Regions from separate parts of the Mus musculus genome. Here region 1 is linked to region 2. Evidence: chromatin loops called from intact Hi-C (ENCODE). Cell type or tissue: gastrocnemius. All regions are shown on one strand. Links, peaks and the distances in the headings refer to the core of each region. The heading gives the core; the rest is flanking DNA.

Evidence for each region. Hi-C counts contacts between places; a loop is a spot of excess contacts. Peaks named below come from ENCODE experiments on the same cell type or tissue, not always from the same donor. Only the 100,000 strongest peaks of a DNase experiment are listed, where the experiment ranks them.
Region 1: a loop joins it to region 2, with 3 times the contacts of the local background. A loop is called at or near these places in 20 of 42 quality-filtered maps.

The regions. Positions count from the first base shown.
Region 1 is chr7:47,077,215-47,085,214 of GRCm38, forward strand. Ptpn5 (protein tyrosine phosphatase, non-receptor type 5) reads right to left here. Exons shown (of 14, transcript NM_001163565.1): 9 at 5,872-5,951; 10 at 5,547-5,684; 11 at 4,649-4,759; 12 at 2,233-2,393; 13 at 2,032-2,145; 14 at 584-1,704. The coding sequence ends at 1,611. It overlaps Mir7056 (microRNA 7056), which reads right to left and starts at 6,010; the gene lies at 5,952-6,010. In gastrocnemius, for the core only: CTCF peaks have their summits at 414 and 4,284 (motif pointing left); DNase peaks (open chromatin) are centred at 432, 3,845 and 4,273.
Region 2 is chr7:46,958,865-46,969,251 of GRCm38, forward strand. The region is part of intron 1 of Gm39012 (a long non-coding RNA gene); the gene reads left to right. It overlaps C86187 (expressed sequence C86187), which reads right to left. Exons shown (of 2, transcript NR_015609.2): 2 at 8,846-9,844. It also overlaps the pseudogene Gm19248. Among named protein-coding and RNA genes, the nearest start is that of Uevld, 5.5 kb to the left of the region's middle. In gastrocnemius, for the core only: a CTCF peak has its summit at 4,556 (motif pointing right); DNase peaks (open chromatin) are centred at 3,499, 4,175 and 4,600; H3K27ac peaks cover 1,014 bases.

The sequences.
Region 1 (8,000 bases), core at 1-8,000, 120 kb after region 2:
TTGGCTCACCTGTTGTAGTTGGTGACCTGTTAGTTACTTTGCCTTCCTGGAATCGTCCCATACACATCTTTGAGGTTCCCTATGGTGTGGTGCACCTCTGTGGGCTGGGGCTGAAGGCAAGTGGGAATTCTTTTTTTTTTTTTTTTAAAGGTTTATTTATTTATTATATGTAAGTACACTGTAGCTGTCTTCAGACACTCCAGAAGAGGGAGTCAGATCTCGTTACGGATGGTTGTGAGCCACCATGTGGTTGCTGGGATTTGAACTCCTGACCTTCGGAAGAGCAGTCGGGTGCTCTTACCCACTGAGCCATCTCACCAGCCCGCAAGTGGGAATTCTGAGGTATTTATTAATAGACTGTTTTTTTTTTTTTTTCTTTTTTAAACCCAGCTTTATGTATATTCACAATCTCCACAGGGGGCGCCAGCGAGCATGAGGGCCAACTTTATGCACATGTGCTGGGAAGCAGGAGCTAGGGGCGGGGAGGGGTGTGGGTGTGGGTGTGGGTGTGGGGAGGTGGGGGGTGCACACAAAAGCCTAGGGTGTCAGGAGAGAGCAGGAAATGACAGACCCAAGAGGCTAGTTTTGCTCAAAATGCTCTGTTTATTGCTCTATTCAATGACCACGAGCGGATTAAAAAAAGACACCAAATGTCTCCGTTTGCCGTGGAATAAATATTTAAAGTCAGCAATAAAAACACGTGGCTCCAAGATAACACATGTTGCCAAAGAGTCATGCATGCCCTGTTCATGGGCTCTCAACACACGCATGGACAAGGGAACACACACAGAGCAACATGTAGGGAGACACTTGCGGTTTCCCATAGTGACACAGAAAGATGTCTCACAGGTCTGGAGCTGTCCACATCCTACTCTTGGAGGCCCCCCTCAGGGCTCAGATCTTTGGGGTTCCCCACTATATCTGTCCTCTTCCTCTCCAGTGCCACATAGACTGGAGATACTCATCTTTGCCCAGGAACTGTCTTAGCTGGGATCTCTCTGTCAACCATCATGTGCTCCCCTGCCTGGTCTCTGCCATCCACATCCTGGTAGCAAAATGCACTCTGCCTTTGCAGAGGAGCCAGTGGGGCCAGAGGAAGGTCAGTATCTCTGCCTGGGGAGCAGGGTGGGAGTCTGGTGTGGGGATGTGGGTGAGGGCTGAGGGGTGAGAGCTTAGTTCAGTGCTCCTTTCCTGGCTGAGGGGACACAGTGTTTGGTACAAATAGCTGTGATAGATGGACAGACAGAACACATTATGGTAGGACACTTGGGGTGTGGCATGGAAACATTTTGGACCAAGTAGCTGTGGAACCATGGTTAAAACTGAGGCCCTCAGGTCTATATGGTGTGGGTCAGGCCCAGGGGCCCCAGGCCTGGCCTGGCACATTCCTCCCCTGCCCTCCCCAACTCTGCAGTATATACAGTAGGAGAGCTAGGCTTGGGGTAGGGACCAGGCCAGGACAATAGATGGGGAACAGACTGAAGAGAGGGGAGGATGAGGGGGAGGGCCAGGGAATAGGCCCAGGACCCAAGGCAAGATCTTGGGTAGTTGGGGTAAAGACCCAGCCTCAGGCTTGGCAGTACCCAGTGGATCTCAGAGGAAGAGCGTGGTCACTCTGAGGACTGGAGGGACAGCTGCTTCTCATAGAGGCTCATGGCGTGGTGCACAAACTGGTACTGTTCGCATGTCTGGATCATGCCACCCCTGCCCAGTAGAGATGCAGTAGGCTGCGGGAGGGCCACCAACACTAGGGGCACCAGCTAGTCTGCAGCTTAGAGAGACCAACTCTTCCCAGCCACTGCCCTCTGCCCCTTCCTTTCAGGGCCACACCTTTGTTTTCAGCACTGTCTTTCCAAACCAGCTGCCTCTCTTCTGCCTTCTTCCAGAAGAGAGCTGACTGGATTCTGTGCTCTCCCATTTGGTTTTTCAGTTCCCTAGCCACCTTACACACTATGTCTGGTTTGTCAGCTATCCCTCGATTCACGCTCACATCATGTTGCCACCCTCTCCTCCCCTGATCAGCGGGCTAACCTGTCCTGACGGAGCTGGCACGTGGTCTTCAGGATGTCCACCACGCCCTCACGTCGCAGCTGCTGGCAGCAGATGCTGGTGGCAATGAAGCAGCCAGTTCTCCCAATCCCTGCACTGAGGGCCAAGGGGATGATGGGGTAAGGGACAGAGCAGTCCAGGGATGGGGTGGCCCGGCTCCAGTGGGTGGCCAGGAGAACCCACCTGCAGTGAACGATGATTGGGGAACAATGGGGTCCCTCTTGTTGGGCTGCCTCCTCCACTTCCCGTACCAGGTGCAGGAGTGGGGGAGCCCGGTCGGGGGTCTTCTGGTCAGGCCAGGATGTGAACCAGTAATGCTTCAAGCTTCGCTCTTCAGTCCCTCTCTGTCAGAGAGAGAGAGAGAGAGAGAGAGAGAGAGAGAGAGAGAGAGAGAGAGAGAGAGAGAGAACACCCCCCAAGTACATGTGAATGCTTTCAGAATTGATCCAAAGATGGAGATGGGAAGGGAGGAATGAGAGTAGGGAATCTGTAGTCCCCCATCTACCATACTGCTTAATGGCACAAGACAGATCAGTGTGTGTGTGTGTGTGTGTGTGTGTGTGTGTGTGTGTGTGCGCGCGCACGTGTGCGTGCATGTAGCATTAGCCTCTAAACTCTGAAATCATCGAAGAAAAGCAAAGGGGCTTTTCTCCAACTTATTACTGTCTGACAGTTCCTATCCTGACAGATGTCCCAGGCACCCCTTAGTCACATGACCAAGAACACAGGTACTATGCTCTGTCTGCCCACCCCACTGTCCTCATTAGCTGCTGTCAGCCTCCTCTCTGCTCTACCATCCCATGGTGGGAAGATCCAACCTTCTTCCTCCCTGACTATCAAAGACCCATAGCATCAACATGATCCTTCCCCAGCACGAATCTGGATACCCTGCGCTGTGTTTAAGACCTGGCTTGGTCTGATGGTTCAGGCCTGTAATTCTAGCTACTTGGAAGCCTGAGGCAGAAAGATCACAATCTCAAGCCCTGCATGGTCTGCAGTGCAAGTTCTAGGCCAGCCTTGGAAACTTAGTGAGACTGTCTCAAAACAAACAAAAGAGTGAAAAAAGGGCTGGGAATGTAGTTCAGTAAGAGAGTTCTGGCCTCTAATCCCACACCAAACCAAGAAACCCTTTACTGTGGACTGAATGCGGTGGCTTCCTCCCCCAACTTCGTATGTTGAAACCTCCTTTCCATTGTGTGAGAATTTGAAGATGGGGCAGGAGTTCACCCCTTTGATGTGATTCATATCCTTAGAGACCCCAGGAAGTTTCCTCACTCCATCATCCTTCCTGCCCTGGGAGGACACAATCCAGGCAACGTGTGCTTGCATGCACAGCTGCTCCTTCTATGTATGGGAAAGCTTTTCCATTTGTCCCCTACTAGTCACCCCTTACCAGTCCTCCAGGACCCCATACAGCACTGCCAGGCACCTCACCCCAGAGCACGCCATCTGGCATACTGCCCTTCTGTATTCTTGCCTGTACTACTTGGTGTTTACCATCTTACAGGTGCTCCTTGAAGAAACAATCCAGGACACAATTATGCCCCCGGTACTCGACCCGGAACCACAAAGCAGGTGCTTGGAAACACCCTCAAACCCAGACACCCTGGTTCTTCTCTAGCCTGTCTCCTAGCCTCTCTACTTGGGAGATGGTTCCTCATGTCCTTGGGTCACTCTGCTGTGACAGCAGCTGCCCCCCCCCCCCCCGGCTTTCAAGGTTTTCAGGAAGTCTTGGTGTTAGATGCTCATATGGACACTGTCCCCATGACAGTGTGGGGGCTAAGGCACCCTGGCATCTTGCCCAGCACTGCATCCAGTGAGAGACAGAGGCGCTCAGAGGGACAAATGTCAGGCCCTGAGCTCTTTTCTGTGGCGGAACCCCATGGCTGTTAGCATCAGCATCAGGCTGTTTCTGAATTGGGCATCAGCTTCCTGGTGCTTGACTTAACTTCTCTACCTTTCTGGGTTATCACAGGGGACTTCACCTCCACAAATACATCCCACTGCTTCTCCAAACCAGAATCTTTTGATGCCCCCAAAGGAGCAGCCCTCCTCTTCTGCTTATCCCGGACACGGCACAACTTTCCAGCAGGAGGATGCCCTTTCCCCACCCTTCTGGGCTGCTTCGTGTTGCTCATATTTTGTGCATTTTCCTTTTTTTCCTGCCATTTCCTGTAACCATGACTGTGTGTCCTAAAGCAGCAAGGAGTGCCTGCCCTCTGCTGGTGGACATTTTGGGTGCATCAGACTGGAAGCCAGCACCCCAGTGGAAGGGACATTACTGTCACTCAAACTCGTAAAGGAACTCTCAGTTACGATAAGGACAATGCTGGAAGCCCTTGAAGCCTCCTTGCCCAGGTAGTGCTGGCCTTGGGAAGATGTGGAGGAGAGCTGCTATGGTCGGCAGTGCACAGAAAGGGCGTAGGGCACATGCAAGCAAGGCTTAGCGTCTGAGTCTATTGACCCTTGTTTAACAGTACGTGCTGGGAGTGCCGTGGGTCGATGTGTCACCTACAGTAGGCCTTTCAGTACTGTTTTCAGGTGGGGGTCTCAACTAAGCCTCCCCAACATCCCTTTCCTGTTTAGGTCCATGCCTCACCCTGAGGGAGATGAGTCGCAGCCGGTAGTCCTCCGTGTGGATGACTTTCTGCACGGTGATCTCCACGCCGTCATGGACCACCTGCTCTTCTGGCCAGTATTCTGTGCACTTCTGCAAGGACCAAGATCAGGCTGGGTTACATTCCCACTCCTCTTCCACATCCCTTCCTGCTCCGCTGGGGTCTACAAGGACGACAGGCTTCGTTTTAGAAGTCTGCGTCGAAATCTTGACTTCATAACTTGTGACCTACTTCTCATTTCTGAGCCTCAGTTTCTCCCATTTGAAAAATGAAAATGATACCATCTTATAGGATAATGTGTGTGTGTGTGTGTGTGTCTGTGTGCTTGTGTGTAAAGGTCAGAGTTTAACTTCAGGTGTTGTTCCTCATGGGCAGTCCACTTTGGTTTTTTGGACAGGATCTCTCGTGGGCCTGGAACTCACCATGTAAGTTCAGTGAGGCCTAGGTCTGTCTGTCTCTTGGCTTCCCGAGCACTGGGGATAAGGCTGCATGCATATACCACACCTGGACTTATTTATTGGGATAAAACTCGATTCCTCACTTGAGCTCTTTCTCTTTTTTTTTTTTTTTTTAAACAATGGAGATTCAATTAAATGAGCTTGCTCATCATGAACATGCGTATCAGCGGCAGACTGGGAGGCAGCAGATCATGACTCAAATACAGCCATTGGATGGGGTGGGAGAAGCCAGCTCCAGGCTCTGCTAGGCTTTGTGTGGCGTTGAGTGTATACCTTAACTGTCAACACCTCTCATTTCCTTATGTTGACAGTTGAGTGCACGCCAGGCTCACGAGATCCTCAGGAAGATTATTATGCAAAGGAGATGCTTCATGTGGGGGCACAGAGCAGGGCGCAACGAGCAATGGCACAGGGTCCCTACCTCGTTCATCTCCTCGATGTTGGTGATCATGACGATGATGGGTGTGCGCTCCTGCCACACCATGCGCCAAAAGTCGGCCACAGTGCTGACGATGGGTCCCTGCGTGGCGATGTACACCTTCTCCTCCCCACTGTAGCCCTGCAGCCACCCAAGTCCAGCCCGTCAGGTCAGGGGTGGAGGTGGCACTCCCAGGGCCCCATCCCACACTTAGGCTCCTCTTGGGGCTTGTAGGAGCCACACTGGCTTGGGGGACAAGTCTGAAGGACAGATTGCATCAGCTCAGGCCTCTCCTTTAGTGGAAGGCTCTTGGGATGGAGCTACATACCCGGATGTAGTTGGCATTGATGTAGGAACTCAGAGGATCTTCAGGGTCTGGTGACGTCAGACGTACCCTGCTGTGAGGATCTGTGGTGGGAGACAGGTGAGGCTGTGAGTTGGGCCCAACCTCTCTGTCCTCCTCCACAGCACCCACATTTCCTCTGAGATCACAGCCAGTAAGTGCTGTCACAGGCACTGCAGAAAATGAAGAGTCACTACCTGATGACCTCTTTTTCCTTATAAAGACGAAAAGAGTTAGCAGGGACTGGTAAGATGGCTCAGAGGGTAAAGATGCTTGCTCCTAAGAGTGATAACTTGAGTTGGGTCCCTGGGACTCATGTGCTGGAGGAGAGAACTGAATCTCACAGGTTGTCCTTAGACCCCCACAACTGTGCCCTGTACACTTATATGCGTGTGCATACAAAATAAGTAATATTAGAAATAGAGTTAAAAGGAAAACCAGTAGCTCGTGGGCCGAGAAGCACCACCCAACAGCATGGGGCAAATGCTACCTAACAAACACAACTGCTGTGATCATGAGTTCCCAGCAGACATTGGGAATGGAAAAGAACCTAGAGCTGTTGGGGTGATGATGGAGGTGATGGGTGTCTGCCTCTCATTCCCAGCCCTCTGCTAGACCCCCATCTCTGCCTGGGTCATGGCAGATGATATGGGTGTAGACAGTTCTTGTAGAGAGTGCATAGAAGTGGTTCAGGGGAGGGGAAGAGAGGGATAAGAGTAGGCAGGAGGGGCCTTCTGCAAGGCCAACAGAAGAGAGTGCTCAGCTCTGCCTGGGCTGTCTTGGTTTCACTTATCCAGGTTAAGGTGTTTCAAGGACAGATGTAGGTGCTGTCCTTTCTGGACAGATGTGAAAACTTTGCAATCAGAGAGTCACTGTTGTGGCGGTCATGATTGCAGGTTCATGCCAGCTCTGCTTGATGCTGTGTCTATGAGAAGAACCTTCTAGATCAACAAGAGATGGATGATCCCTGCCTCAAGGATAGCATAGCATTGGGTAGGAAGACGAGTGGAACATGGCCTGAGAGCTCTGGGGCTGGAGGGGCAGAGGGGACAGAGGGGACAGAAGGGACTGGGACTGGGACTGGGACTGGGACAGGGTAGTTGAGGCACCTTTCAGGGTTGAAGGACCAAGAGAAGAAACAGCAAGCAGTTTGTTTGATCAGGTGCACAGGCCAAGGCTGAGACTGGTGCTGGCGAGGAGCCAGATGCCAGATAGTATCACATACCTTGCTTAGAGAGGGTGACATTGACTGTGTTTAAGGAGGAAGGGGACACGATTAGATTTCTGTTCTGCCTCATTGTGAGAGAGAAGAGGCAAGAAGGAGAAAAAGCACAAGTCAGGATATGACGGCCACAATCCAGGAAGTGTCAAGGTCACAGGCTGTCCTGCCTGGCATCTGTGTACCATATGTAAATGGTGCTCATAAGAGTTGGGCAACATGGAAGAATGAACACCCACCAAGTCATTTGGTAATAAGGATGGAAGGGAGGGGGCTGGATCTGAGGGAGTCATCCACCTTTTCCTTCAAGAAGGACCGGTGTGTCATCCAGTCACTCGCTGTCCTTTTGGGGCTTGAGGAACTGTGCTGAATGGGACAGCATTGTGACCCTGCATTTTGACCTTCACACAGTCTGCTGATGTGGTGCTCACACTGGACCTGTCTACAGAGCTGTTTATTTTGCTAGACACCAAGCTCTGTGTGCAGAATCCAATTCTCAGTCCCTGGGATGGGGCTCAGGAAATGTGTGTAGAATAAATCTCAGGGTGTTCCTGATCAAAGAGGCTGCCTCTGCTGGGCCTTCCGTGTTCTTTGTCTCACTCTCTCTCCCATCTAGTCCCTTAAGGTTTAGGGTCATCTCTGCTTGGTTGTACAACATTCTGTGTTGAGTGTGGGGGCCTGTAGGTTCAGGGTATGGTTGGAGGAGGTGGGAACCTGTCAACAATCCAGCAGGACCACATAGAGTATGGCTAGCTCCAGTGGCCATTCTAAGGAGCAAAGCAGAATGCTAGGTTCTGGGGTAGCCAGGCCACTGCCTGCAGGAAAAACAGGAGCAGAGAGGATAAGTTGAGAAAAGAGGTGAGCAGCCCAAATAAAGCATCCTGGCCTTAAATGG
Region 2 (10,387 bases), core at 1,402-9,401:
GAATTCAGCACAAAATTGGGGGGTGGGGGAGAATTATCAAAGTCAAAAAGTGTAGCCGAATTTTAATGTTCAAAATCAAGGTTTTGCCGGGTGATGGTGACGCACGATTTTAAATCCCAGCATTCAGGAGACAGGGTCAGGCTGGTCTCTGCCAACCTGGTCTACAAAGTGAGTTCCAGGACAGCCAGGGCTACACAGAGTGAGAACCACCTATAACTCCAGTTGAATAGCTTCTCACACCCTCTTCTGGGCGCTGCGTGTTCGTGGTGAGCTACTTCTGCACTGTACTTGCAGGCAAAACACCCGTACACATAAAGTAAAAACAAATTTCAAAAATAATATTGTCACGACTAACCAAAAACCAACTGCACAGAAATAAGACTCTTTTTCCTGACAAGTGTCACTAACAAGATTATTAAAATGGCTAGTAAGCTATGCTTAGAATCAAAACACATCAGTCTTGACCTACACATAGCAAAATGGCTTTTATTCTTTTGATCCATGTCTATATGGTCTTCATAAATCACCTTATAATATTACTTACCTTAGAAGAATTCTATGAAGAAATAAGTATACCACCACATTGAAAAAGCAATCTTATAGCTCATTCTCCTTAAGCCACATAATATTTTAAGTGTGCCTTGTATTTCTGCTTAATGAACTATCTTTTTCATTCTAATATCTCCTCAAAGTCTTTGTGCAGTAGCAGTCAAGATCCCTGCTGCAGCTGAGGTGAGACCCCCTGAGTTGAGGTTCCTCCAGCTTTATAGCTAGCAAAATCCATCTTTGTCTCTGGCATAGAACACTCACAATAACTTGTTAGAAGTGCAGACTCCTGGGGCTAGAGAGATGGCTCAGTAGTTATGCCAACTGTAACCCTGGCTCCAGGGGTATAGGGCATCTCTGGGCTTCCAGGGCACCTGCACTCATGTGCACGCGCGCGCGCGCGCACACACACACACACACACACATACACACACACACACATACACATGCATGTGCACACACATGAACACACATAGACACACATTTAATTGCAAAATGTTAAATGCAGGCAGGTAGACAGATGGTTTAGCTGTTAAGGGCAGTTGCTGTTCTTGAACAGGAACAAGGTTCAATTCCCACATAGCAGCTCAAGGCTATGTATAACTCTAATTTTAGGGGATCTGATGCCCTTGTGCCCTCCCTCTCCTACCCTTTTCTGACACCAGGCACTCTTTTTTTTTTTTTTAAAGATTTATTTATTTATTGTATGTGAGTACACTGTTGCTATCTTCAGACACACCAGAAGAAGGCATCAGATCCCATTACTGATGGTTGTGAGCCACCATGTAGTTGCTGGGAATTGAACTCAGGACCTCTGGAAGAGCAGTCAGTGCTCTTAACGGCTGAGCCATCTCTCCAGTCCCCAACACTAGGCACTCTTATGGTGCACATACAGGCAGCTCACACACATAAAATAAAGATGAGTAAATAAACAAGAGAATTTTGAAGAACTTATTTGTTGATATGAAATTGTATCTATTTGTTGGTATAGTTGATATTTTGAAATATTTATACGTTGTGGAGTGGCTAAATTGAAACAATTAGTATGAAAGATATAGACTTAGGCAAACAGAAACTCTAGGGCTAGTCTGAGAAATGTTTTGGATGCTGGGGATGGAAATCAGGTCCCCAGCTCTGTGGCAGACCTGTACTGCCAGCTGCCAGGCAGGGTGTTTCAGCTGCCTTCAAGACAATCCCGAAGGAGTGAGGTCAGGACACTGTACTATGGGGCTTTCTCCTAGGACTCTGGTTTATGAAGACCTTCCTGCCAGAGGCTGGAACATAGCTGTACTTAAGAAACTAGGCTTTGGGCTGGAGAGAGAGATGGCTCGGCAGTTAAGAGCACAGACTGCTCTTCCAGAAGTCCTGAGTTCAATTCCCAGCAACTACATGGTGGCTCCTAACCACCTGTAATGGGATCCAGTGCCCTCTTCTGGTGTGTCTGAAGACAGCTGCAGTGTACTAACATACATAAAATAATATTTAACAAAAAGAAAGGAAGAAACTAGGTCTCCTGCTCCTTACAGGGAGGGACAGCAGTACAGCTCAGGGAGACGGTGTCTGAAGTGTTTGAGGATTTGGACACCTGGAGGAAGCTCTAAGGAAGAAAGGGCTCACTCTGGACTAGTGCTATCAGAAGCAGACACGTTTCAGTGACTAACTTCCCTGTGAAGGTTGTATGTAAGATGGGTACACTTGGAAAAAGGAAGGCTATAACCAGCAATGACTGACAAAGCAGCCGGGGCAGCTGGTCTTAGCCAACAGGAACCTGTTTGGTATTTCCTTGTTCTTGGTTCAGTTGTGTCTCACTTTTCCATGGGCTCAGCGACCTTATCTGTTGTTAGTATTTTGTGGGATGGCTTCTATCCAACAGAGGAATGAACTGACCTAGCTCTGAGGCTCAGGGCAAATTCTATCAGTACTGAGCTTAGCTCTATGATAAGCAACTTGTGTGTGTGTTTGAGACCACACTGACCCAGCATACCTCTGTCCATCCTGAATGAAGCTGTTGCATTTGGCGAACCATGTTACCTCTGCATCCGTCAAGGGGGAAATCCTGAAGATCTCGTCTGGTCCTGTGGATGTGGGCCAAAATGTCTGAGCAGTCATGCAGAGGCCCCTTGAGGTCCAGGTCAGCCAGCAGGGTAGCTGAGCTTGGGGCAGCAGGGGCCAGAAAGGTTATCCTGGGGGCATTTAAGAGGAGAGACTGGTAATGTGTCATTTTGGCATTGGTGATGGACAGGCTTTGCCCCAGTGACAGTTTGTTAGCATCTTTGACCAGGAGGGCCATTTGTGATGATTTGCAAACAGTTGTTCCTGGGTCTCATTTCTGTGACAGGTAGGCCACTGGCTTGTGCCAGGGCCAGAGTCTGAGTCAATACCCCTTTCGGATCCCAGATCTCTCGTTCATGAAGAGATGGAAGGGCTTAGTCACTTCAGGCAACCCCAAAGCTTGTGTAGAAATTTCTTTCTGGTTTCAGAGAGCCACTTCTGACCTTCTCTTAATATATTTCCCCCTGGATCTAGGGAGGTCACCTGTGGTTGGCATAGTAGGGCCTTCTTAGTGGAGGATGGATGGTCCAAATATCCCTGGGCCTCCAAGAGGTCTGGGACTCCTCTAGGCATTTTTTGTTCCTGTTGCTACCATGAAGTCATTTATAAGCTGTTGAAGAGACTTTATCTTCAGGTTTTAGCAAGATAGAGTGTTGAGCTCTGTTAATTATAAGGAAGCTGGTGGGTTCCCCTCTAGTTTTAGGGTTACCCTGGGCATCTTTTTCTTTTTCAAGTGGGGGCATTTTTTATTTTTAGGGTGGCCCCCCTTACCTCTTTTTCTAGAAGTCATTTGTTTCAGACATCTCTTACACAGGGAGGCCACTAGCTGGCACCAAGGCCTGAGTAAGCAGGTTGGTTTCTGAAGTCATTTGTTTCAGTACTCTGGTTTGGCCATGGCTGCCAACAGGATCTTTGCCAGGTCCTGGAGTCTCTTGCAGTCAGTACTCTTAACTGCTGAGCCATCTCTCCAGCCCCACACTTAATCTTTTATTAAACATTTTTCCTCCTGGCATTATCATTAAGTCTCTCAGATTCTTTCTCTTAACCTCTCAACTCTCTGGATGTTTGTTTGTTTGCTTGTTTTTAATATCTGATTCTCCCTGGTTGATAAAAGCTAGAGCTACTGCAGCTTTCACTTTGGAATGTCTCTATGACACTCTCTAAGAAAGCTGCAGAACTTTCTGTCTCTAATATCTTATTTATCTTTGGCCAAATTGGTGGGCTGTCTTACAGCCCCTTTGAGACCTGCCAACAGAGACTGGAGGTAAGACTTAGAGTCCCTCTTTACCTTTAGTGGTGTTGAAGTCCCAATCTGGGTGGGTTTAAGGGAAAGCCAGCCTCAATAGATGCCTGGTTGCTAGTGAGTTCCCCTGGTTCCTGCTCTCTCTCTCTCTCTCTCTCTCTCTCTCTCTCTCCTGCAAAAGCTACTGGCAGTCATCCCAAGTGGGCTGATGGGTAAAGAGGACTGTTTCCAGTAGATTAATTACTGAAAAGGGGGAATTCTGAGTTCTTCAGTTATAAGGTCACTAGTGGCAAAGGGCCAAAAGTGATGGGTGGGGTTGGTTTCCTTGATCACCAACTGGCCCTGCTGTTTGCAAAGGTAGGACAGCGGACTCAGGCTCAGAAGGCAGCCCTCAACCCCGCCCCAGAGGCTTTGTGTTCCTGCAGCAGGTCTCCCCTCCCCAGCATGCTGTGGGGCTGCCTGGGACAGAGCTGCTGTTTGCCTGAGGGGTTGAATAAGGTGGTGGTGCTGCCTGGTGTCTGGGGAGAAAAAGTTTTCCTCATGGTGACAGAAAGATTTTGTCCCCTAGTTTTAACATAGTGAAGTTGAAGGCATCTATCCCATGTTAAACGTCTGTCAGAAAGTTGCCCCTTAGCATAGGCAACAAAGACAAAACACGAGAAAAATTCCAGGGACTCTGCACTTCAACACGCTACCTGAAAACAACCAGAAGGTGGCGCTCATATACAAGAAACTCATCCCCTCCTCTCAGATAGAAACAAAAGTAACCAGATGGTGGCTCTCTGAGCCCACGCCCACCCCAGACAGGGACTCAGAATGTCCTCTGGTCCCATGTGGCCATGGCCCCCTAGCACGCCTGCTTTAACCGCTTTTGGCCACAAAGGCAGATTTAAGACTTTTTTTTTTTTTTTTTTTTCCCCCAGAACAGAATTACAGATGTGGCACCACTCAGAGTTTATGAACAGACAAAGGCATACATAAACACATGGACAGACTCACAGACTCAGACAGATATTATAGGTATTGAGACTCTTCCCCGGGGGTCCTGGAGGCCTTGGAGTTCCTGGCCAATGCACCAAAATGTGCCAGGAAACATTCATGAACCCCCAAAAGATCACCGAGGAACTGAATCTGATGCAATCACATTAGGGTCCCACACACTGTCTCTGACACAGGAGAATGGGAAGGGGTGCCTGAGGCCAGTTTCAGGCAAACATTTATAGAGGCAGGAAGGGGGTATCTAGCCTGGTACGCATCTCACTGGGGGACATAATGCTCTTTAACATAGTTGGCTGGTGCTGGGAGCCAAGCCATAAACTTAAGCTTCTGTTTCCCTCCTGACACGGTTGTTAGGCAGGGTCAGCTTATAATCTGGAGGTGCAGATTTGTTGGGGAATAATCTGGAAACTGATGTTTGGTACTGGCCTGTTAGTTAGCTTGAGTTCAACCTTAGATCAGGTCCTCTAAGATGGAATCTGAACCTAAAAGGCTTGGTCTCTCGGGAGTATTTTGCTGAGTGAGAGAAGTTGGTCTGAAACTCTCTTTTGAGTCGTTCTGTGGTTTAGGTATCGGGGCGACTGTTGCCTCATAGGACGAGTTTAGCAATCTTCCTTTTGTTTGTATTTTGTGCGATATACTTTGAGGAGTATTGGTATTAGCCCTTCCTTGAAAATCTGGTAGAACTCTGTACTCCGTGCTAAAACCATCTGGCCCTTAGATTTTCTTTTCAGTTAGGAGACTTTTAGTGATTGCTTTTATTTCCTTGGGGGTTATAGGACTATTTAGACAGTTTACATGGTCTTGACTAGGTTCTTACTTGTTTGCAAAAATCTGTGTTACAGAAGATTTCTTGCCATCTACAGAGGGTTAGGATTAAGCACAAAGCAAATGCAGATTCAACAAAATGAGACCTGGTGAGGTTCACTGTAAGACTCTTTGTTGACATTTGTTTGAGGTCCTGGGAATAAACCACAATACTTTGTGGGGAAAAGAAAAAAGAAAAAAACGGGAAATAGGTTGAAAAATTGTTATGACATACCTTATTGTGTGTATGAATTTGGCTATTATCTTACCAGAGCCCACGTGTGGATATTAGAAAAGAACACGTAGAAACTGGTTCTGCCTTTTCACAATGTGGGCTTTGTACATAAAACTCAGGGTTGATGACAAGGTGCCATTACCCCAGCTTCAGGTATTTTTTTATGTTCTGGTGATCTCAAACTCACTGTACGACTGAGGTTGAACGCATTTCTCATTGACTACCCAGTATATGTCATGATTAGAGGCCAAGACCCCTTGAGTGAGCCTTTACTGTACTCATTTGTATTTCATGATGCCCTAAATGCATATTTAATCTGTTTCCTCTGGGAAACCTTGTGTTCTCAGGGGACATTTTATCCTGCTTGCTTGTATTGACACGCTATTTCTGACTGTCTCTGTCCCTCTCTCATTCTCTTTCCTTGTCTGTCTCTAAATCTCTCTGTATCTCTGTGTCTCTCTTTTTCCTTCTCCTTAATTTTTTTTCGAGAAAGAGTTTCTCGGTGTAGCCCTGGCTGTGCTGGAACTTGCTCCATAGACCAAGCTGACTTCAAACTCACAGAGACAGAGCTGCCTCTGCCTCTCAGGTGCTGGGAATAAAGGCCTGAGCTACCACTGCCCAGGATCCAGTTTCTTTGGCCTCTGCAAAGACACTGGACTCTTGGTTTTGGAAAAAGCCAGAGAGACAAGGAAGCATGGTAGATTTGACCAGTGCATTTTCTATTGAAAAGTATCAGCCAGGTGTGGTGGCACATGTCTTGAATCCTAGCACTCGGGAGGCAGAGGCAGGCGGATTTCTGAGTTTGAGGCCAGCCTGGTCTACAAAGTGAGTTCCAGGACAGCCAGGGCTACACAGAGAAACCCTGTCTCAAAAAAAAAAAAAAAAAAAGAAAAAAAAAGTATCAATACTTTTGGTTCATGTATGGCCTTAAGTATCATAAACTGCCCTTGAATGTGCTGTGCAGTTGATAATGGCACTGAGGAGCTGGGATTACCAGCATGACCCACCACCTAGTAGACTTGGGAGTGAGGATGGTGACCACTCTGCCCACTGAGCTCCAACACAACAATTTTGTTTTGCTTGATTGTTGAGGGACCCCACTTGGGGGGATCAGGACACTAACCCACCTGCAAAGGTTTTGACCCAAAATTTGTCCTCTCTAATAAAATGCAGGAACAAAGATGGAGCAGAGACAGATGGAATGGACGAACAATAACCAGTCCAACTTGAAACCATTTCATTGGCAAGCACCAATTCCTAACACTACTAATGATACTCTGATATGCTTGCACTCAGGAGCCTAGCATAATGGTCCTCTGAGAGGCTCCACCTGGCAGCTGAAACTTGAGGCAGAGACCCAGAGCCAAACACTAGACAGAGCTTGAAACTCTTCTGGAAGAGTGGGGGGAGGGAGAGATCGAAGGCTCTGAAGGGGATAGGAACTCTGTGGAAAGGCCAGCAGAGTCAACTAACCTGGACACTTGCTGGCTTCTACAGACAGAACCACACAGAGCTACCATGGTCTAGATGAAGAACTCCACACATATGTAACAGATGGGCAGCTTGGTCTTCATGTATGTCCCTGAACTTGAGCAGAGACTATCTCAATCAGTTTTCTGTTTGTGGATCCCATTCCCCTAGCTGGGCTGCCTTGCCTGGCTTCAGTGGGAGAGGATATGCCTAGTCCTGCAGAAATGTGATGTGTCAGGGTGAGGGGATACTCAGGTGGCCTCCCCATTCCCAGAGGAAAAGGGAAGGGGGAATGGTTTATATAATTATTAATCTGTAAGAATGGAGGGAGCTCACTGCTTAGGAGGAATTGTGGCTCTGGCAGGGGATCTGAGCTCATTTCCCAGAACACACACGTGAGACCTGGAATGCCTATAGTTTTACTCCAGGAGATCCTACAAGCTTTTCTTCCTCCAAGTCCAAGACACTTGCATACATACATTGCAGGCATTCACATGTATAAATATTTTGGGGTGGGGAAGTCTGGCAAAACCATTTTTTAATTTTGCAGTAGTTTTTTCTTTTTATTTAAAGAACATATAATCCAACAATAAGGCATGAATATTTTCAATTTAAAAAAATCGCACTAAATAAACCACAGTGGCATGAATCCATGACAAGTACGGCTGCTTAATATCCCCAAATCCTGAGATTAAGGGTATGCACTAACACACCTTTTCCTTGCTACAAAGGCCTGGACCGGTCAAGGGGGTGAGAGGTGTTGCTTGGGAGTCTGGGTGTATCTCCAAGTATACCAGGCCTTCGACTTGTCAAAGTCTTCGCGTATGCAAACAGAGCTCCTTAAAATGGGACGAGATGCTGAAGTGCAGCCCCTCGCAAGGGATGGCTTCTGGCAAGGGTGCAGGAGGAGAAGGACTCAGTTGTGTTTAAGAAGCAGCCCATAGGTCTCTTGCTGCAGAGGAAGCAACTGGAAAGTGAGCTCAGAACGACAATCCACGAGTTGTAAGAAAATGGCAGACAAGCTGGACATGGGGGGAAATGGCCAGCTTTGACAAGGCCAAGCTGAAGAAAACTGGGACACAGGAGCAGGACACCCTGCCGACCAAAGAGACCATTGAACAGGAAAAGAGGAGTGAAATCTCCTAGAAGCCTAGGAAGATTTCCCCAGCCCACCCCACCCCATCATCTCCAAGACCCCCTTGTGATGTGGAGGAAGAGCCACCTGCAAGACGAACGTGAGCCACAAGCTGCGCTGTGAACCCGGACACTCTGAGCCGATGCCACTGGCCTCGGGTCTCTGAAGGGGACCCCTCCACCAATCGGACTGCCAAGTTTCACGGGTTTGCCCTGGGATATTATAGAAAATTACTTGTATGATTGATGAAAATAAAACACACCTCGTGGGAAAAACAAGGAAAACAAACAAACAAAAAAAACCCAGCAGTCCACAAAGAGTATAACCACACTCTGATGAGTACGTAGAGAACACAAATTGGTCCTGTTTTTGTTTTTATTTTATTTTATTTTTTAACTATTTTTGTTATGGAAGGTTACAAGTTTGGGTGGATTTGGAAGGATGGGGAAAATGAATATGACCAGGTGGCGTTTGATCTAACATTCTAAGAACCAGTAAAAATGTTATATTAAAATAGCCGTATATTTTCTATGTAGTAAAAATATTTAATATAAAATCAAATTTGAAAAAATTTAAAAAATACCCCCCCCCCTTTGAATGGAGTTTCCCTTGGGCTTCTAGCTACCTTCACAGCTACCACCGGAGCTTCTGAAGCTATGATGGCGTTTGGAGCTCCTTTAAGGAAGGTCTTGGGGTAGAGCCGGGTGTGTAGCTATTGCATAAGCTGCTGCTGATTGGTCTGCGATTGTGTCTAGTGCGGCTTGGTCAACCTGTACAGACACCAGGGCTTCACATGAGAGACTCTTGTTGGTCTGAGCAATGGAGAAGACAGATTCCAGAACATACAGAGCTTAGTGGGGGAGGAGGGCTGACACATGGTGGTCTCTCCCCACATAGGAAACGTGGACTCTGAGCCTGGGGAAATATTTGGAGGGCTAAGCGGAGGAGAACAATCAAGACAGTGTCTCTGGGACAAGGAATGCCCACAGTCAGAGGCCAGGGGAAAGGCGCTGCCTTTGGGGCTGCAGATCTAGCACAGTACTCTGGCCTTGCTTCCACAGTTTTACTATAGCTTTTTCCCTCTGCTGCCTAGATCTTGTATTTTTGGGTAGAGCTCCGTACAGGCTGGATCAGTGTTGGAGAAGATGGATTCCTGGTCTGGGGAGGTACTCGGTGGACTGAGTTGAGGACAGCAGACTTCCACATGTTTCTGGCACAAAGAAACTGCACTGGCAGAGGAAACAGGAAGTTCCCAGCCTTTGGGGTCTGTAGGCCTATCTTGAGTCCCACATCCAGGCTTCCCGGGTAGTTTTTGAGCCTTCTTCTGGTACTCTCTAGCACATCAGTTCTGGAACCAGATCTAGAAAGACAAAACAAACAAACAAACAAACAAAAAAACAGATCAGGAGAGGCACGGTGTGCCAATTGCGTCTCAAATCTGAGGCTGCTTAGAGAAAAGCCTGGGACTTGGTCTCTACCCGGAACCCTAAGGTTTTTAAACCCAAGAAGAATGGAGGCAGAATGAGCTGGACATCAAACCCACAGGTTAAGGATGTGTCTCTTAAGAGTAAGAAATTCTGAGGACAGCCCCGATGTCTATGCCTCCCTGACACTGTGTGGAACCAGTATACCTCTCCAGGATACCAGAATTCTGCATTAAGAGGCTACAGCCCTGAATATACCTCTATTGCCCTCCTACAACCTGGAACATGTACAAGGAGATGGGGCAGTCAGGGAAGTGTGCTTGGGTGATGGGGGAATGGCCAGCCAACTAGGAAATCGGGAGAGACAAGAGGGGCCAGACCTTGATCTTGATCCATCAATCCAAATCCTTGAGCCGGTGCCATGCATTGTTCATGGGTTGGGTACTTGCACTTTTAAAATATTCTTCCAGAACTAGAGT